2 separate regions of the Homo sapiens genome follow, and region 2 is linked to region 1. A link is an interaction called in ENCODE POLR2A ChIA-PET data of the cell type or tissue named here. Cell type or tissue: MCF 10A. All regions are shown on one strand. Each heading gives the region's core, and the rest is flanking DNA. Links, peaks and the distances in the headings are about the cores only.

Evidence for each region. ChIA-PET counts read pairs that join two places held together with the same protein. Peaks named below come from ENCODE experiments on the same cell type or tissue, not always from the same donor. Only the 100,000 strongest peaks of a DNase experiment are listed, where the experiment ranks them.
Region 2: POLR2A ChIA-PET joins it to region 1 with 5 read pairs; 3 of 35 experiments call an interaction of 5 or more read pairs at or near these places.

The regions. Positions count from the first base shown.
Region 1 is chr10:92,634,633-92,647,888 of GRCh38, reverse strand. KIF11 (kinesin family member 11) reads right to left here. Exons shown (of 22, transcript NM_004523.4): 15 at 10,580-10,705; 16 at 10,344-10,502; 17 at 7,989-8,095; 18 at 2,247-2,526. Among named protein-coding and RNA genes, the nearest start is that of KIF11, 48 kb to the right of the region's middle. In MCF 10A, for the core only: no CTCF peak of the experiment used is centred there; a DNase peak (open chromatin) is centred at 7,598.
Region 2 is chr10:92,534,938-92,539,937 of GRCh38, reverse strand. IDE (insulin degrading enzyme) reads left to right here. Exons shown (of 25, transcript NM_004969.4): 2 at 2,388-2,572. Among named protein-coding and RNA genes, the nearest start is that of IDE, 37 kb to the left of the region's middle. In MCF 10A, for the core only: no CTCF peak of the experiment used is centred there; no DNase peak of the experiment used is centred there.

The sequences.
Region 1 (13,256 bases), core at 5,372-10,371:
AATCTGCCCACCTTGACCTCCAAAGATTACAGGCATGAGCCACCACACCTGGCCTTCAGTAATAAAAGATTTAAAAACACATACAAAAGTAGAGAGAACAGTATAATTAACTCCCTTGTATTCATTACCCAGCTTCAACATTTACCAACAAGTGGAGTACAGACATTTACCAACAGGACTGGCCACTCAACTCCTCCATAAACCCAGGATTATTTTGAAACAAATCCTGTATCATTTCATCCATTTACTTCAGCATGTATCTCTAAGAGGTAAGAGCACTTTAAGACCACTATCACATCTAAAAAGGTTAACACTGATTCCTTCCTATCAAATGTCTAGTCCATGTTCAAACTTCACCAGTCGTCTCAAATGTGTGTCACAATTGCTTTGTTTGAACCAGAATTCACCACTAGATTTGGTTCATAGGTCTTAAGTCGGTGACTATATAATTTATCATCCAAATTGGGACACCTTTTGGAGTGAAAGGGCCCATTCTTAATAATCATTCTAATACAACAATATCAACAAGGACTGTCTCAGGCAAACTAAGACTTAAGGACCTCTAGTCTTAAGTCTCTTTTGATATACAGGTTATTGTTTCTCATATTTTTTCCCTTGAAAAAAAAAACTTGTTGCTGAAGACATGAGGTCTTTACCCCATTGAACATCTCAAATTCTGGATTTGGTCAACTGCATTTCTATGCTTTATTTTCTACAAACTGGTTAGACCTAAAGGCTTGATTTAATTCAGGTTTAATTTTTTAGCAAGAGTATTTCATAGGTAGTACTGCAAGCACAAAATGCTTTGCTGTGTCTCTCATGTTAAGATTTATCAGTGAGTTCAGGTATGGTTAGCCTATTAATTATAAAGTTCCCCAACAGCTTTTGATCAAATGGTTTAAGCCATCATTAACATCCACAGGGGTTATTTTATTAAGAGTTGCATACTGGTGATATATTAATTCTATCATTTCTTCTCCATTTTATTAGCTTAGAGTCTAATGAAACACTTTTCTTCATTACCCTGCTAAACCAAGATATGGTTCTTTTAGGAAAGACAGATGGATGCTAAATTTTTTCTTCTTCTTTACCCATTTTCAGGACAATGTGTTGCTTCCCTAGCATGATCCAAAGGAGACCTATGAAATTTTTATGAGTTCGTAAGTTTTAATATATTTGATATGTTTTAATCCATTATGGCCATTATTCTTTTTGATGCTCAAATTATGCCACCTTTGAAGATGGGGAGGTTGGCTACTAAGACCTTTTGACAACCTCAGAAATCTTTAACAGCTTCCTTACTCTCTGGTATGACAAGATCTCTAGGCTCATATATTATACATTTCCTATCACAAATCTGAAATTAGCTATTTGTATACAAACTCTAGTTCCTTTTAGTGAAAACAGCTTATATAGATTAAAAATTTTAATTCTTTGTACCTACTTCCTGAGAATGTTAGTAAAATCCTATTAATGCAAAGAAAGAAAAAACCAAGTTACAAAGGGCTCATGCAAGCGTTAAGTTCAAGCAAATCCATAAACCTATCAAGTATCCTTTAGTTACCAGAACAATAACCTAAATACTTAAAATAATAATAGGTTTGAATGTACTTGGAGAAAAGTAAAAAGCAAAGATAGGCCGGGCGCAGTGGCTCATGCCTGTAATCCCAGCACTTTGGGAGGCCGAGGCGGGTGGATCATGAGGTCAGGAGTTTGACACCAGCCTGGCCAATATAGTGAAACCCCATCTCTACTAAAAATACAAAAAAATTAGCCGGGTGTGGTGGCAGGTGCCTATAATCCCAACTACTCGAGAGGCTGAGGCAGGAGAATCGCTTGAACTTGGGAGGCGGAGGTTGCAGTGAGCTGAGATCGTGCCATTGCACTCCAGCCTGGGCAACAGAGTGAGACTCCATCTCAAAAAAAAAAAAAAAAAAAGCATATATAAGTGGAAGGTATTACATATCAAAAGACAGGGTGCCCTTCTTTGAAGAAACTACTAAGTCAGAAACCAAGGATAAATACAGGAAAGAAACTGTACAAATGTTAAATTAATTCCAAGATTGAGAAGACATATAACAAAGCACAAAACGAGATCATCTGTAAGCATACCAAATATTATACTTAAAAGTTTAAGTCATTATAGCTTAAAATATCATTTGTTTTGAAATCTATTCTTAGCCAAGAATATTTAACTTTCTGATTATTATTCTCCCCAAAGTAAGTTCCACTTACAAAGTTATTACCTCCAATAAGTTGTGAAGTTCCTGTTCCCTTTCATTTAAGGAAGATACCCACTGTTCAGAAAAATAAACTGTTCTTGTGTTCAGAGATTCACATCTCTGTTCAGTCTCTTGAGATATTTTTTCCAGGTTGCCATTGAGTTTATCAGAGTGTTTCACAGATTCTTCAACCAATTTTGTACCTTCTTGGTTAAAATTTCTGAGTTCCTGTGAGAAGCCATCAGAATCAGCACAAAATTTTTGACTGTGAAAAGTCATTTTGTTGACTATATCCTTAGATTTCCTATAGGAAAAGAGAATGACACTGTTGAAATGGGGAATTAAGACTCAAAGGATATATAACTTCCCAAGATCACTCAGCTCTTAAGTGGCAGATCTGAACGTGGACAGTCTGGCTCCAGGGCCCGTGATCTTAGTAAATCTTCTGCATTGAGAATGGATGCCTTGGCCACTGTCTTTTCACAGCATTGCCATTAAATGACCTTTGAAAGGATCATCTTTGCTCATGAAACCTTTCACAACCCTCCTCCAGTTATGATGCTTTCAAAATCTGTCTACTTGTTTTATTCCTCTTACTAGGCAATGTTACTTCAGGGCATCTACTACAGCCTCTTGTCTAGTCCCTAAATTGGACAATCAGTCATTTATTCTGTTATTAAGCAGTTTCCCTTGCCTAGTATGTAAAACAAATCATGAACATTACAAATGTTATGTTTAAATTAGCTATAAAGCTTTCTAATAATTAAAATTATATTGGGGTGTGACAAATTATACATATAGAACAATGTAACATAAACTTGATATAATATTAATGTTGGTTAGACATACATTTAAAATTCATTGATAATTTCCATCTCGGTAAGTTGCCCTATAATAGCATTCCAAGTTATCTTACAAGATTTAAACCTTGTGGAATGAAGTGACTCTCTATTACCACTAGATGGTACACCACGTGGGTAAACCAAGTGAGTCAGCAAAGATGTTAAAAACCAAACCTACACGTGAAAGTCACAATGACTGAAAAAAGGGCAAGGCATAGTGGCTCACACCTCTAATCCCAGCACTTTGGGAGGCCGAGGCAGGTGGATCACCTGAGGTCAGGAGTTAGAGACCAGTCCGGCCAATATGGTGAAGCCCTGTCTCTATTAAAAATACAATAAATTAGCCGGGCGTGGTGGTGGGTGCCTGTAATCTCAGCTACTTGGGAGAGAGTGAGGCAGGAGAATTGGTTGACCCTAGGAGGCAGAGGTTGCAGTGAGCTGAGATTGTGTCATTGTACTCCAGCCTGGGCGACAGAGCAAGACTCTGTCTCAAATAAAAAAAACAAAACAAAATCTCACAACTTAATGGGAAGACGAGATTGAGTTAAAAGTACTATAAGCCATGACAATAAATGCCAAACGCAGTTATGTGCAGTGTGTACATAAACATCACCTAGATTCCTGGGTGATGAATACAAAGTCCCTAGACCATACTGGGAAACTCTGGTGTAGACAATAAATGTCAGGAAAGCAGGAAAAATGATTTGCATGGGCCTTAAGAAAGTATATCATACTTCCCTTCCTACTTCAATCCTACTCTAGTATTTCCTCCACGGCTATGGAATGGCCTAGAAATCCATCAGTCTAGATACTAGGAATAAAAAGTAGGACATACTTTTTTGATTCAGCATATAGGAAGAGTTCACAATGGAACATGCTATACTTAACAGGATCAAAAACAGGGTTGAAAAACAAATGACAGAAGTTAGGTAGGGATATATAAATGATAGCTAGAGTTCCAGAACAGCACTGTTCAACAGAAGTATAATAGAAGCCACATATGCAATTAAAAATTTCTGAGGCGGGCAATCACAAGGTCAGGAGTTTGAGACTAGCCTGGCCAATATGGTGAAACCCCCGTCTCTACTAAAAATACAAAAATTAGCCGGGCATGGTGGTAGGTGCCTGTAATCCCAGCTACTTGGGAGGCTGAGGCAGGAGAATTGCTTGAACCTGGGAGGCAGAGGTTGCAGTGAGCCAAGATTGCACCACTGCACTCCAGCCTGGGTGACAGACCAAGACTCCCTCTCAAAAAAAAAAAAAAAAAAATCTAGTAGATACATTAAAAAAGAAAATAGATAAAGCAATTCAAGTAACAATGTATTAGGTGTTTATTGCACATATAAACACCTAAGTAAAACATATGAAAATAATGACAAACGGGAAAGAGGAAACAGGAATATACTATTATAATGTCCTTTCACTACACATGAAACAGCAAATTATTTGATAATGGATTCAAATTATCTTAAAATGTATACAAATTCAAATTATCTTAAAATGTATACTTTAAATCCTAGACATACTACTAAAAAGGGAATATTTAAAAAGTATAAATAAGTCAATGGAAGAGATAAAAACATAAAAAGTGCTCAATTTAAATGAGGAAAGGCAGCTGGGTGCAGTGCCTCACACCTATAATCCCAGCACTTTGGGAGGCCAGGGCAGGTAAATCACTTGAGGTCAGGAGTTCGAAACCAGCCTGGCCAACATGGTGAAACCCCATCTCTAGTAAAAATTTAAAAATTAGCTGGGCATGGTGGTGTGTGCCTGTAGCCCCAGCTACTCAGGAGGCTGAGGCAGGAGAATCACTTGAACCCGGGAGGCAGAGGTTGCAGTGAGCCAAGATTGCACCACTGTACTCCGGCCTGGGCCACAGAGCAAGACTCTGTCTCAAATAAATAAATAAAAATAAAACATCATAGATTATAAATTTGATGAAAAAGCAAGACCCAACTACATGCTGTCTATAAGAAACCCACTTTAAATATAAAGACTTAGACCAAAAGTAAAGAGATGGAGAAGGATACATCATACAAATAGCAATCAAAGGAAAGCTAGAAAACCTGTATTCATTTCAGACAAAACAGACTTCAGAACAAGAGCTTATCAGAAATAAAAGTGGATATTACATAATGATAAAGAGGTCAATTCTCCAAGGAGATATAATAATCCTAAATGTATATGCACCCAACAACAGAGTTTCAGATACACGAGGCAAAAACTGATAGAACTAATAAAAAAAATAGATAAATCTACAATTAGAGATTTCAATACTCCTCTCTAAGTCACTGATAGAACAAATAGGCAGAAACTCAGTAAGGCCGTGGATGACCTGAATAGCACTATCAATCAACTTGATCAAAGTGACACATACAGAACACTTCATGCAACAAAAGCAGAATACAAATTTTTCTCATGTGGGTAGCACACAAACAAAGCATTATCAGAATAACACTGCAAGGGCTCTAAAAACTAAATTGTCAGTGGAACCACAGCCCATAAAAGTGAGCCTGGATCTGTATGCTAAGCCTAAACAGGGTGAATGCCAGCTAAAAAATACTTAAATAGGATCCTGAATCTCCTAACATAATACCCAAAATCTTCAAGGTACAATAGGAAATCACTTATCATATATCAAGAACCACAAAAATCACAAGTTGAATGAGAAAAGACAATCAATAGATGGCAACAACAAGAAAACTCAGATGTTGGAATTGTCTGGCAAGGATTTTAAAGCAGCCATCAAAAAATGCTCCAAAAAGAAATTAAAATACTCCTGGAAAAGAAAAAAATCCTAGCTAAGAAACAAGGTATAAAAAAAGCAAATGAAAATTATAAAACTAAAAATAAAAAAGCAATAACTGAAAAAACACCTCATTGAATGGGTTTAACAGTAGGTTAGAGATGACAGAAGGAGACTCAGTGAATATGAAGACAGATCAATAGAATTTCCCCAATGTGAACAACAAAGAGAATATATGTATCTATAAGAAATATATTCTACATATCTCCTGAGGGACCAAAATAAAAGATCTAACATTTGTGTCATCAAAGTCATAGGGGCAGATGAAAAAGAGTATAGGGCTGAAAAATATTCAAAGAATTAATAGATGAAAATTTCCCAAGTTTTGGTGAAAGGCATAAGCCTACAGATTCAAGAAGCTAAACAAAACCCAAATAGAATAAACTCAACGAAATATAAGTAGACAAAATATAATCAAGTTTCTAAAGACAAAAAAGTTTTGAAAGCAGCTATAGGGAGACTGCCTATAAGGGAACAATTACTTGAATGGCAGTGGATTTCTCATTTCATAGAGGCCAGAAGAAAATGGAAATATTTCAAATGCTGGAAAAAAATAATTGTCAACCCTGAATTCCACAGCCAGTGAAAATACCTTTCAGGAATGAAGGGGAAATCAAGACATTCTTAGACAAAGAAAAACAATTTCTGTCCAGCAGACCCACCCTTAAAGACTACTTCCCACCAAAGAAAGCTTGAAACTTTAGGAAGTTTAATTTCAGAATTAAATGGGGAAAAATAGGGTAAATATAGTATCTTTCTCCTCATGAGTATAGAATACTCAATAGGCAAAAAACTGAAACTTGACAAATCTCCTATGTTTTATAAAAATTTTTAAATGGATCATGAATATAAATGTTAAACCATAAAGTTATAAAATTCCTAAAAGAAAACATAGGTCTGACTGTAGTGTATGTTAAGTATGCGGAACTGGCAAGCAATGAGGCTACAAAGCAACATTAAACTCTAATACAGGCTGGGAGCAGTGACTCACACCTGCAATCCCAGCACTTTGGGAGGCCGAGGTAGGAGGATCAGTTGAGACCAGGAGTTCAAGATCAGCCTGGCCAACGTGGCGAAACCCCATCTCTACTAAAAATACAAAAAATTAGCCAGGCATGGTGGTATGTGCCTGTAATCCCAGCTACTCGGGAGGCTGAGGCAGGAGAATCACTTGAACTCAGGAGGCAGAGGTTGCAGTGAGCCAAGATCACACCACTGCACTCGCGCCACTGTACTTCAGCCTGGGCTACAGAGCAGGCTGTTTGTTTTTGTCTGAAAAAACAAAACAGAGCCGGGCGTGGTGGCTCACGCCTGCAATCCCAGCACTTTGGGAGGCCGAGGCGGGCGGATCACGAGGTCAGGAGATCGAGACCATCCTGGCTAACATGGTGAAACCCCTCTCTACTAAAAATACAAAAAATTAGCCAAGCATGGTGGCGGGCATCTGTAGTCCCAGCTACTCGGGAGGCTGAGGCAGGAGAATGGCGTGAGCCTGGAAGGCGGAGCTTGCAGTGAGCTGAGATCACTCCACTGCACTCCAGCCTGGGTGACAGAGCAAGACTCCGTCGCAAAAACAAAAACAAAAACAAAAAACAAAACCCTAATACAGGAATCAGCAAACTTTTTCTTGAAAAGCCAGATAGCAAATATTTTAGGCTATTGTTCAATGACCTGGATGCAATGACTCAACTTTGCCACTGCAGTGCAAAGGCAGCCAAAGACAACATGTAAACAGTGTCCAATGAAATTATTTGCAATAACAGGCATCCAGCCTGCTAGCCACAGTTTGCCAAACCCTGCTCTAGTTAGTATATTTTTCATCAGTAATATAGGTTAGAAATTGTGAAATTACTTAGTGTGTTTTCTAAGATTGAGGAAATTCGAAAATATATTGTGGGTAACAGCCAGGTTTTTCAATGTCTTAAAAGAGAGCACAAATACGCAATGAAAAGACATTTATATGCATGTATATATATACATACACACATACATAATAAAATATTAACAAAAGAGAAATTTGAAAGTACACAGAGGAATTATTTGTACTATTTAAAGCTTTTTCTTCTTAAATAATTTCAGACTTACAGAAAAGTTTAAGAGAATTTAAAAATAGCTTACTGCTGTATATTTTCCTGGACACTACTAAGTGGTTTCTGTATATTTTCACACTTTTCCTCCAAAGCACAGAATCTCTCTGTCCAAAGATTCATTAACTTGCAAAGTTCCTGTAAGAAAGGTGTGGGAAGTGAAGAGACTTAAAATTATGACACTTGAACATTTTTTATGACTGATAACAAAACAAGAAGTATTGTCCATAGGTGAGAATTATATAAATTCTTGACAAGAGATAAAGTTAACTTTACCTTTCTTCTACAGAGGAAAGCAGTGGAAGTGATATTAAAATGTAGGATTTGTTTTTTTTTTTAGAGACAGGGTCTCACTCTGTTGTCCAAGCTGTAGTGCAGTGGCACAATCAAGGCTCACTGCAGCTTCAACCTCCTGGGCTCAAGGGATCCTCCTTCCTCAGCCTCCAAGTAGTTGGGACTACACAGGCATGAGCCACCATGCCTGGCTAATTTAAACAAATTTTTTTTGTAGAGACGTGATCTCGCTATGTTGACCAGGCTGGTCTTGAACTCCTAGCCTCAAGTGATCACCCTGCCTCAGCCTCTCAAAGTGCTGAGATTACAGACATGAGCCATCACATCCAGCCAGGATTTTTTAAAAAGTAAATAATTAGCAAACTTTACTATTTTAGCTGTAAGTAACAAATTACTTTCAGTGTACCTCAAAACTAATCAAACAACCCATATATCACATTATGTTTAAGACCCACTTTGACAGATATATATAGTTGCTTTTTAACTGATAACACTGCTAGAAGGGAAAATTAATGTGATATACTAACGGGTCAAGCAATCCAAAAATATTATCAATTACTGGAGCTAAAAAATGTTACAGAACCTAGTTGGATCATATTAACAAAATGTAAATAGTCTTATCTTTGCTCATATTTTACATCTTTGAAAACAAGCTCTTATAGGCATATAACATGCTACATTGCAAAATGAAGAAGCCATCCTAATGACCAAAGAAGAGCTGAAAATGCATCCAACATTCTTATTCACTCTTCAGTCTGCTGGTTGGCCAGTATCTCTGAATAACACATCAGTTGACAATACATATCTAACATTCTGATTATGAATAAAGTCTGTCAGTATTTTTACTAGTCTCAAAGGTATTATCAGATTAATAATTTGAATGCTAATGCAGGTATTATATTTATCTATATGTAAATGTGTTCAAAGTTTTACATAATTATTTTAGTAGTGCTCATTTCAAGTTCTGGAAAACCTAAGAAATAGCTCACATACTGAACTTGCTTCCTTAAAGCCAGGAAAGCCAAACCATTCATGCTAAGATACTTTTCAGATCAGATTTTTTTGTATTGTTTTTTTAAAGAGCTGTCTAACAATTTTAAGCATTTCAAAACAGCAAATTTATAAAAAGGGGATCAGCCTTAGAATATACACCTAAAAAGTTCTCAACGGGTTTAAGGGAAATACCCTATGTAGATGTATGAGAAAATGCTGCAGTTTTAAGTTGCCAAAAAACACACAAAAGAGCCACTCAAACATGGATGCTTTTCAGGTAGTATGATCACTACCACCTTCTGCAAGATGATCTACATACTATTAGATGCTCACAGGGTCTCAGTTTCCTCATTAAAAATCTGACTAGTAATAGAATTTATATCTATATTGATGGGAGGAATAAACACAGTGAATTGCTCAATAAATGTTAACTATTATAAGAGTTCTGTCATATTATAATAAGCTCATTTAATAAAACTTTAGACAGTCATTATTAAAGTCTTAAGAATACCAGAAGCTGTTTTTCAGATATCTGATATTTACAGATTATGGTTTGAAGGCTTGGTTTTGGTTTAAAGCCTCATATAATGAGGAACAGTTTACAGGGAAGATAAATCATGAATTACATTTATAATCAATAAGAATTAAAAGTTGTATCGATTTACTATGTTTTAAATGTCTATCAGTGAGACAGAAATAAGAGAAAGTAGGACTTGGTTTATGAAAGACAACTATCCATGCCATCCTAGAAACAACTTAGCAGGTTTTAATGTAGATACATTTTCACTTTAAATGTTATAACCATTCTTCTCTAAAGGTATGTTTTTCCAGATTCATCTTTCATCTTGATGTGAGAAAAGGACTGTTTTGTCATATTGTGGTTCTGCATGGGGTTCTAGATGTAGCAAAACTTCAAATATTAAGAGAAGTATTCTCAATTGTTCTACAATAATTACTGTTATAAGCAACAGTGGCTATGGTATTTTCAGGTTTCAGCTTTTACAGTATTCAGATTGTGTAACATAGATTAATTATCAAGTCATATCAAATCATCCTAAAACTCTCTTTCTGTACTCCCCAAGTCCGCTAAACAACATACCTGGGAATGGGTCTGCTTTATTGTCTTCAGGTCTTCAGTTAGGTTTCCACATTGCTTTTGTGACTCAACCAAGGAACAAATGGTATTTTCTTGTAGTTCATGTAGATTGTTACACAGTATACTGAGAAAGCCATCTAGTTCCTTTTTTTGATCTTCTATCTTTGAAGAAACAAAAATGAGTTTCCTTCTTAAACAACACATCAATTTTGAGATATTAAGAACATAGCATTTGTTACCTTATCGGCCACTGTCAATGAAGTCTTGAAAATATGCTTTAGTTGACTATTGATTTTCAGTATAGACACCACAGTTGGGGATAAAATCATTTCCAGTGAACTTAGAAGATCAGTCTTGAGTACATTCTGGTTTCAGAAATAAACAAATAGGTCTTTAAAAAGAATATTTCCACTTCTGTAAACCTTTCTAAATGATATCTTAAATACTTTGGTAGCTAAACATTCACATTAAAATTTACATTTCCATTCTCCATTCTTTTTTTTTTTTTTTTTTTTTGAGACGGAGTCTCATTCTGTCACCCAGGTTGGAGTACAGTGGCAACATCTTGGCTCACTGCAACCTCTGCCTCCTGGGTTCAAGTGATTCTCCTGCCTCAGCCTCCGGAGTAGCTGGGATTATAGGTGTGAGCCACCACACCCAGCTAATTTTTGTATTTTTAGTAGAGATGGGGTTTCGCCATGTTGGCCAGGCTGGTCTGGAACTCCTGACCTCAGGTGATCCGCCCCCCGTGGCCTCCCAAAGTGCTGAGATTACAGGCGTGAGCCACCGCGCCCGGCCCCATTCTCCATTTTTTATACTCTACATAGATAAATCAATACAATAATACAATAATTTATTATATTACAATAAATATAATAATTTCTCTTTTTTCAAGCCCAGTGAAAACACAGAATTTCTTTTTTTCTTTTTTTGAGATATAGTTTCACTCTCGTGGCCCAGGCTGGAGTGCAATGGCGTGATCTTGGCTCACTGCAACCTCCGCCTCCTGGGTTCAAGCGATTCACCTGCCTCAGCCTCCCAAGTAGCTGGGATTACAGGCACCTGCTACCACGCCTAGCTAATGTTTGTATTTCAGTAAAGACAGGGTTTCACCATGTTGGCCAGGCTGGTCTCGAACTCCTGACCTCAAGTGATCCACCCACCTTGGCCTCCCAAAGTGCTGAGATGAGCCACCGCACCCAGCCAGAACTATTTAATAGTTTAATGAAATAGAAGTCAGAAGAATTCAAAAGAGGAAAATGACAGTTAATAAGATTTCAGCACTCCAAACAAAATAAATTTTTAAAAACCTACAGGTATATTTTAAGAAAATAAATTTCAAACAAGTTTAGGTTACCAGTCAAAAAGGCTGAGACCAAGTAGTCATCAAGATTAGCCCTTGGGCTGGAAGTACTTAACTTTGAAGATCTGAGATGACTTACATCCTATTGTATCAGAAGAACTTGTGAAAGATGTTGTTCTTGTCAAGAAATAGGGAAATTAAGAATGTAGTATAGATTGGAAATATTTATAAAAAGAAAAAAAATCCTGATCTAATCTCCTTTTGGTAGGATAGGGCTGAGGAAGTATAACAGAAATACATTAGTAAATACTTATAGGTCTACTGACATTCTTTTGGAAAGAAGAGCTAGCATACCAATTTCAACTAATTTTGTGAGAGCAACATGCCTCTTTTCTTTTAATTCAAGCAAAAATTGTAACTTGGTAAGTAGAAATGTATCAATTCAGGCATAGCTTATTTTATTGTGCTTCACCTTACTATGTGTCACAGATACCAAATTTTTACAAATTGAAGGTTTGTGGCAACCCTACCTTGAGCACGTCTATCAGTGACTTTTTTCAAATATCATGTGCTCACTTTCTGTCTCTGCATCACATGTTGGTAACTACTACAGTATTTCTAACTTTTTCATTATACACTGTGATCAATGATCTTTGATGTTACTATTGTAATTGTCTTGGGGTACCATAAACTGTACCCCTATAAGACAGCAAATGTAACTGATAAACGTTGTGTTCTGATTGTCCCACCAGGCGTGTGCTGGAATTACAGGTGTGAGCCACTGCGCCTGGTCAACATAACCTTTATATGCACCGGGAAAGCAAAAAATTCATGACTTGCTTTATTGTAATATTCACTTTATTGCAGTGGTCTGGAAGCAAACCTGCAATATCTCTGAAGTATGCCTATATATATACAGACCACCATTTAATGAATGAATCAATATTTGAAAAGTTAGTACTGACAGGATATCTTTTAATTTTGTCAAATTTGGGTGATTGAGAAAACCTATCAAATAATGTCATCTAAGCACTGAATTGAGGCAGAGGGTCAGCTAACATTTGTAGTATTTACTTGGAAAATGTTTAATAAATATTGTTAAGCTGAAAAAGGGAGGCAAAGACTCTGCACAAAGAAAACAAATAAATTATATGGCTAAGAACTTCCTAGACCAACCATACAATTATAAAATAAAGACTATATATAAATCAAGTATGAAGGAGGTAATATTAAGTGCAATTAGATGAGTGACTTCCATAGAACTCTGGAGAAAAGATTTATAGTTATGGCCCAGAAGGGGCCACACAGATCTAACCCTAAGAAGTGATATGTGTCCCCAGAATTCTAAGATATTTTTCTTGCACCATTATTACTATCATATATTACTGTAGTTTTAAAATCAGCTACCCAATATCCCCTTCTGGTTGGGTCCAGGACCCCTGGGGAAAGAGTGACTTGCCAATTTCTGGGCCAACTAACAAGTCCCTTGATATCATGTGGTGCTAAACTTGCCCTTTAGTCATTAGAAGCCTCACTAATAACTGCTACTCCTAATGTTACAAGACATGAGTGAAAAAGGTTTCAAAAGTTAGTTCCATACATTTGAAAATAAT
Region 2 (5,000 bases), core at 1-5,000, 100 kb after region 1:
TTGTACCCCTCTTTAGAGTCTAAAATAGACCATTTCCTGTCACCCTGAGAATTATTACTATTTTACCGCAAACACCATTTTTTAGACTTGGCACTCAGATATTTTCATCGTTCTTTGCCATTGAATTTTAGTGGCTTATGGCTAATGAGAAAGAAAATAATTTTTTTTTTTCTTTGAGACAGGATCTCACTCTGTCGCCAGGCTGGAGTGCAGTGGCTTGACCTCAGCTCACTGCAACCTTTGCCTCCCGGGTTGAAGCGATTCTCTTGCCTCAGCCTCCCAGGTAGCTGGGACTACAGGTGCACGCCACCACACCCATCTAATTTTTGTATTTTTAGTAGAGACAGGGTTTCACCATGTTGGCCAGGATGATCTTGATCTCCTGACCTTGTGATCCGCCCGTCTCAGCCTCCCAAAGTGCTGAGATTACAGGCGCGAGCCACCGTGCCTGGCTGAAAATAATTGTTAATAATGGCTTTTCAGTTTCAAGTTGCTTTTGAATTTTCCAACAGTGACCTACTAACATAGCCCCAATATGTTAGTATTATATTTTATGCTTTGTTTTTCAAGAAATGATTTTTACTATAAATAGGAGACCATTAGCACTATCTGTTGTAAAGTACTATGTGATTTTTAAAACCAGTATTATACATTTAGTGTGATATGTTGATCTTTAAAATTCCGTATCTCCTCTCCTCTAAAGAAGATCTATCAGCACTGTAAGAGAGGGCGAGAGAAAAAAAAAAAAGATCTAGGGGATCTAGGGGACAGTCTTAGTAGCAACAAACCCCTTTGATTTATCAATTGTTATGCAGATTGGAAGAATAGTTATAGGTGATTTCAGAGAGGAAAATATAATGGTGAAAGCAAACTAGATTTTTTTTCCTCTCTCAATCTCTAGAGATTTTAACACAGAAAAAACTTATCTAAAATAATTGTATGCCTATTTCTTCCCCCTCTTACTTACGTTTAAATCTAGCTGTCAGTCTTTAAGGAACAGTCAGATCTGTTTAGTTTTGTCTTGTAGGTAAGAAGCAGATGTGCTCATAGAGGGTTATTTTTCCTCTGTAGTTCCAGATATGTTTTTGGCTTTACTTAATTATATACTGGCAGTATATTAACCTGCCAGTAGTAGCAGTTTCAGTTTTTTTTTTTTTTTGTCTATTAAGCAATCTCCAGTATAGACAAAAGTTACATCTACCCTACTCTCAAAAAACATGCGTACCCCAGACTCTGGAAAGTCCCTTCACTGCACTAATTGCAACCAACATCCCTACATGATTCTGTGTACTGATAGTCCTTTCCCATCACTGTAATCTAGCCTTTGTAGAGAAGAAAGAAGACTGTCAGAGGAAGCCCTTTGCAAGAGAATTTTTCTGACATTTCTGTTAAGATTGCCAGACTTTTCCTGCTCTGGCATTCAGCTCTTCAGCAGGTTACAAAAATACTTGGGGTCCTTCCAACTTTTTGTTTGTTTGTTTTATGTCCTTGTTATTGCTGCCGTCATAGGACAGCACCGGTCTCTTATTTTATATTAGAACTTTACAGGATTGTTCCTCATTGGGGGTTGTTCCCTATGGGAGTTGTTCCCTATGTTCTGAGCATGTGTATGTCAGACCTGCGAGTTCCAGATCTACCCTATCTTTCAATATCATCAGTTTGAGCAGTGTTTGGGCTAACCCAGTAATAATTCTTACACAACATCTCACCTCACTTATTCTAGCAGATACCTCTGAAATAGTGTGAAATAAAACTCTATTCTAGGTCGGGGCGTAGTGGCTCACACTTGTAATCCTAGCACATTGGGAGGCTGAGGTGGACAGACGGCTTGAGCTCAGGAGTTCAAGACCAGCATGGGTAACAAGTTGAAATCCCATCTCTACAAAAAATGCAAAAAATTAACTGGGTGTGGTGTTGAGTGCCTGTGGTCCCAGCTGCTTGGGGGGACTGAGACAGGAGGATGAGGTCCACTTGAGCCCAGGAGGTTGAGGCCTGCAGTGAGCCAAAATCACGCTACTGCATACAAGCCTCGGTGACAAACTGAGACCCTGTCTCAAAAAAACAAAAACAAAACCAGCAAAAAAAACTCTATTCTAGTTCTGCATACAGGCCAACACATGGTCTAACCCACCCTATCTCAAATCCCTATCCATGTGCTCTTTCAGATACAAATATGGCTCCATGAAAACAATTTTGTTAGCATTTCTCAGAAAGAATGAGGGGTAAGAGGGAGGAAAGGAATGACTGCACCCTGTAGAGTGGCTATAAAAGGTTTCCTTCAGCATTTAGAAAAATCTGATGATGTATTATATGGGTTTACTTGACGTTATTGTTTGTCCTTAAATATAAAGTCACAAATCAACAATTAAAAATCTCTTTCTTTTCAGTTTCCAAAAAAAGACTTACAGCAAAATGAATAATCCAGCCATCAAGAGAATAGGAAATCACATTACCAAGTCTCCTGAAGACAAGCGAGAATATCGAGGGCTAGAGCTGGCCAATGGTATCAAAGTACTTCTTATCAGTGATCCCACCACGGATAAGTCATCAGCAGCACTTGATGTGCACATAGGTACAATTGAAAATTGTGAATTAAGCTTTGTTTTGTTTCATTGACCTAATGCTGACATTTATTAGAACTTTCCATACGTGTTTAAATACTCAATAGTTACCGGTTCCATGTACCTTATTTTATACCAGAACCCTCGTAAAGCTATTGGTAAACTGCAGTTGTTTCAGTCAAATAATCTTACATTTTCTAAGGACATCTTGTTAGGTTCCCACCTAAGGTGACCTAGCAGCAAAAATTCATTGCCATTCTTTACAGTAACAGTTATGATTTTTTTTTTTACCGTGGTACATTTAATATAACATTCCTTTTTCTTTTTCTTTTTTTTTTTTTGAGACAGAGTTTACTCTGTCGCCAGGCTGGAGTGCAGTGGCGCAATCTCGGCTCACTGCAACCTCTGCCTCCTGGGTTCAAGCAATTCACCTGCCTCAGCCTCCTGAGTAGCTGGGACTACAGGCATGGGCCTCCATGCCCAGCTAATTTTTGTATTTTTATTAGAGATGGGGTTTCACCATGTTGGCCAGGATGGTCTCGATCTCTTGACCTTGTGATCTGCCTGCCTTGGCCTCCCAAAGTGCTGGGATTACAGGCGTGAGCCACCGTGCCTGGCCTAATACCATATTTCATAGGTTCTTGTGTGCACATTTCTTTTTTCTTTTTTTTTTTTTCTGAGTGGGAGTTTTGCTCTTGTTGCCCAGGCTGGAGTGCAATGGTGTGATCTCGGCTCACTGCAACCTCCACCTCCCGGGTTCAAGCAATTCTCCTACCTCAGCCTCCCAAGTAGCTGGGATTACAGGCGCGTGCCACCACGCCCGCCTAATTCTGTATTTTTAGTAGAGATGGGGTTTCTCCATGTTGGTCAGGCTGGTCTTGAACTCCTGACCTCAGGTGATCTGCCCGCCTCGGCCTCCCAAAGTGCAGGGATTACAGGCGTGAGCCACTGCTCCCAGCCTTGTGTGCACATTTCTTTTTTTTTTTTTTTTTTGAGACGGAGTTTCACTGTTGTCGTCCGGGCTGGAGTGCAGTGGTGTGATCTCGGCTGACTGCAGCCTCCACCTCCCAGGTTCAAGCAATCTTCCTGCCTCACCCTCCTGAGTAGCTGGGATTACAGGCGTCCACCATCATGCCCAGTTAATTTGGGTATTTTTAGTAGAGATGAGGTTTCACCACGTTGGCCAGGCTGGTCTCGAACTCCTGACCTCAGGTGATCCACCCGCCTCAGCCTCCCAAAGTGTTGGGATTATAGGCGAGAGCCACCATGCCCTGCCATGGGCACATTTCTTACACATTTAATGTTGCTTTAATCAGGTTGCTTCTTTTTTTTTTTTTCTCTGAGACAGAGTCTCACTCTGTTGCCGAGGCTGGAGTGCAGTGGCGCAATCTCCGCTCACTGCAGCCCCCACCTTCAAGGTTCAAGCAATTTTCCTACCTCAGCCTCCCTAGTAGCTGGGATTATAGGCGCCCGCCACCACGCCCAGCTAATTTTTGTATTTTTATTAGAGACGAGGTTTTGCCATGTAGGCCAGGCTGATCTCAAACTCCCGACCTCAGATGATCTACCCACCTCGTCCTCCCAAAGTGCTGGGATTACGGGTGTGGGCCACTGTGCCTGGCCGAGTTGCTTTTTATGTATGTGTACAGTTAGTGGGACAGTGTTTCTTTTTGTCCTCTTTGAAAAACTTTTAACTCAGTGTCATTTTAGAACTGAAGAAATAAGGTAATATTGAACAAATAACTACTGCCTACCATAATGCCTTAGACTACCAGGGTGATTTGCATATGTCATCTAATTTGTACTCACACAGCCCTGTAAGATGGGTATATATTGAAGCGATTGAGTCAAGATAGGTACAGTATTGTGCTTACCGTTTCACAGCCAGTAGAGTGGTAACCCCCAAACGCATGCTGTTAACACTGTGCTGTATAGTCTCCTGCAATGAAATCATGACAAGAAAATTCTAGCTCTTGCTGGGTGTGGTGGCTCAAGCCTATAATCCCAGCACTTTGGGAGGCCGAGGCTGGCGGATCACGAGGTCAGGAGATCGAGACCATCCTGGCTAACACGGTGAAACCCCGCCTCTAATAAAAATACAAAGAATTAGCTGGGCGCGGTGGTGGGCGCCTGTAGTCCCAGCTACTCAGGAGGCTGAGGCAGGAGAATGGCGTGAACCCAGGAGGCGGAGCTTGCAGTGAGCCAAGATCTCGCCACTGCACTCCAGCCTGGGCGACAGAGCAAGACTCCGTCTCAAAAATAAATAAATAAATAAATAAAAAGAAAATTTTACCTCTTAAAACTGTGAATCCAGCTCTTTCTTCCTCTCCGGCATGTGGGGAAACTAATGTTCAGAGACACTAAGTAACCTGCCTGAGGTTACCAACTAATTAGCGTCAAGAGCAGGCACTAGAAACCAGTCTTCTGACTACTGATTTA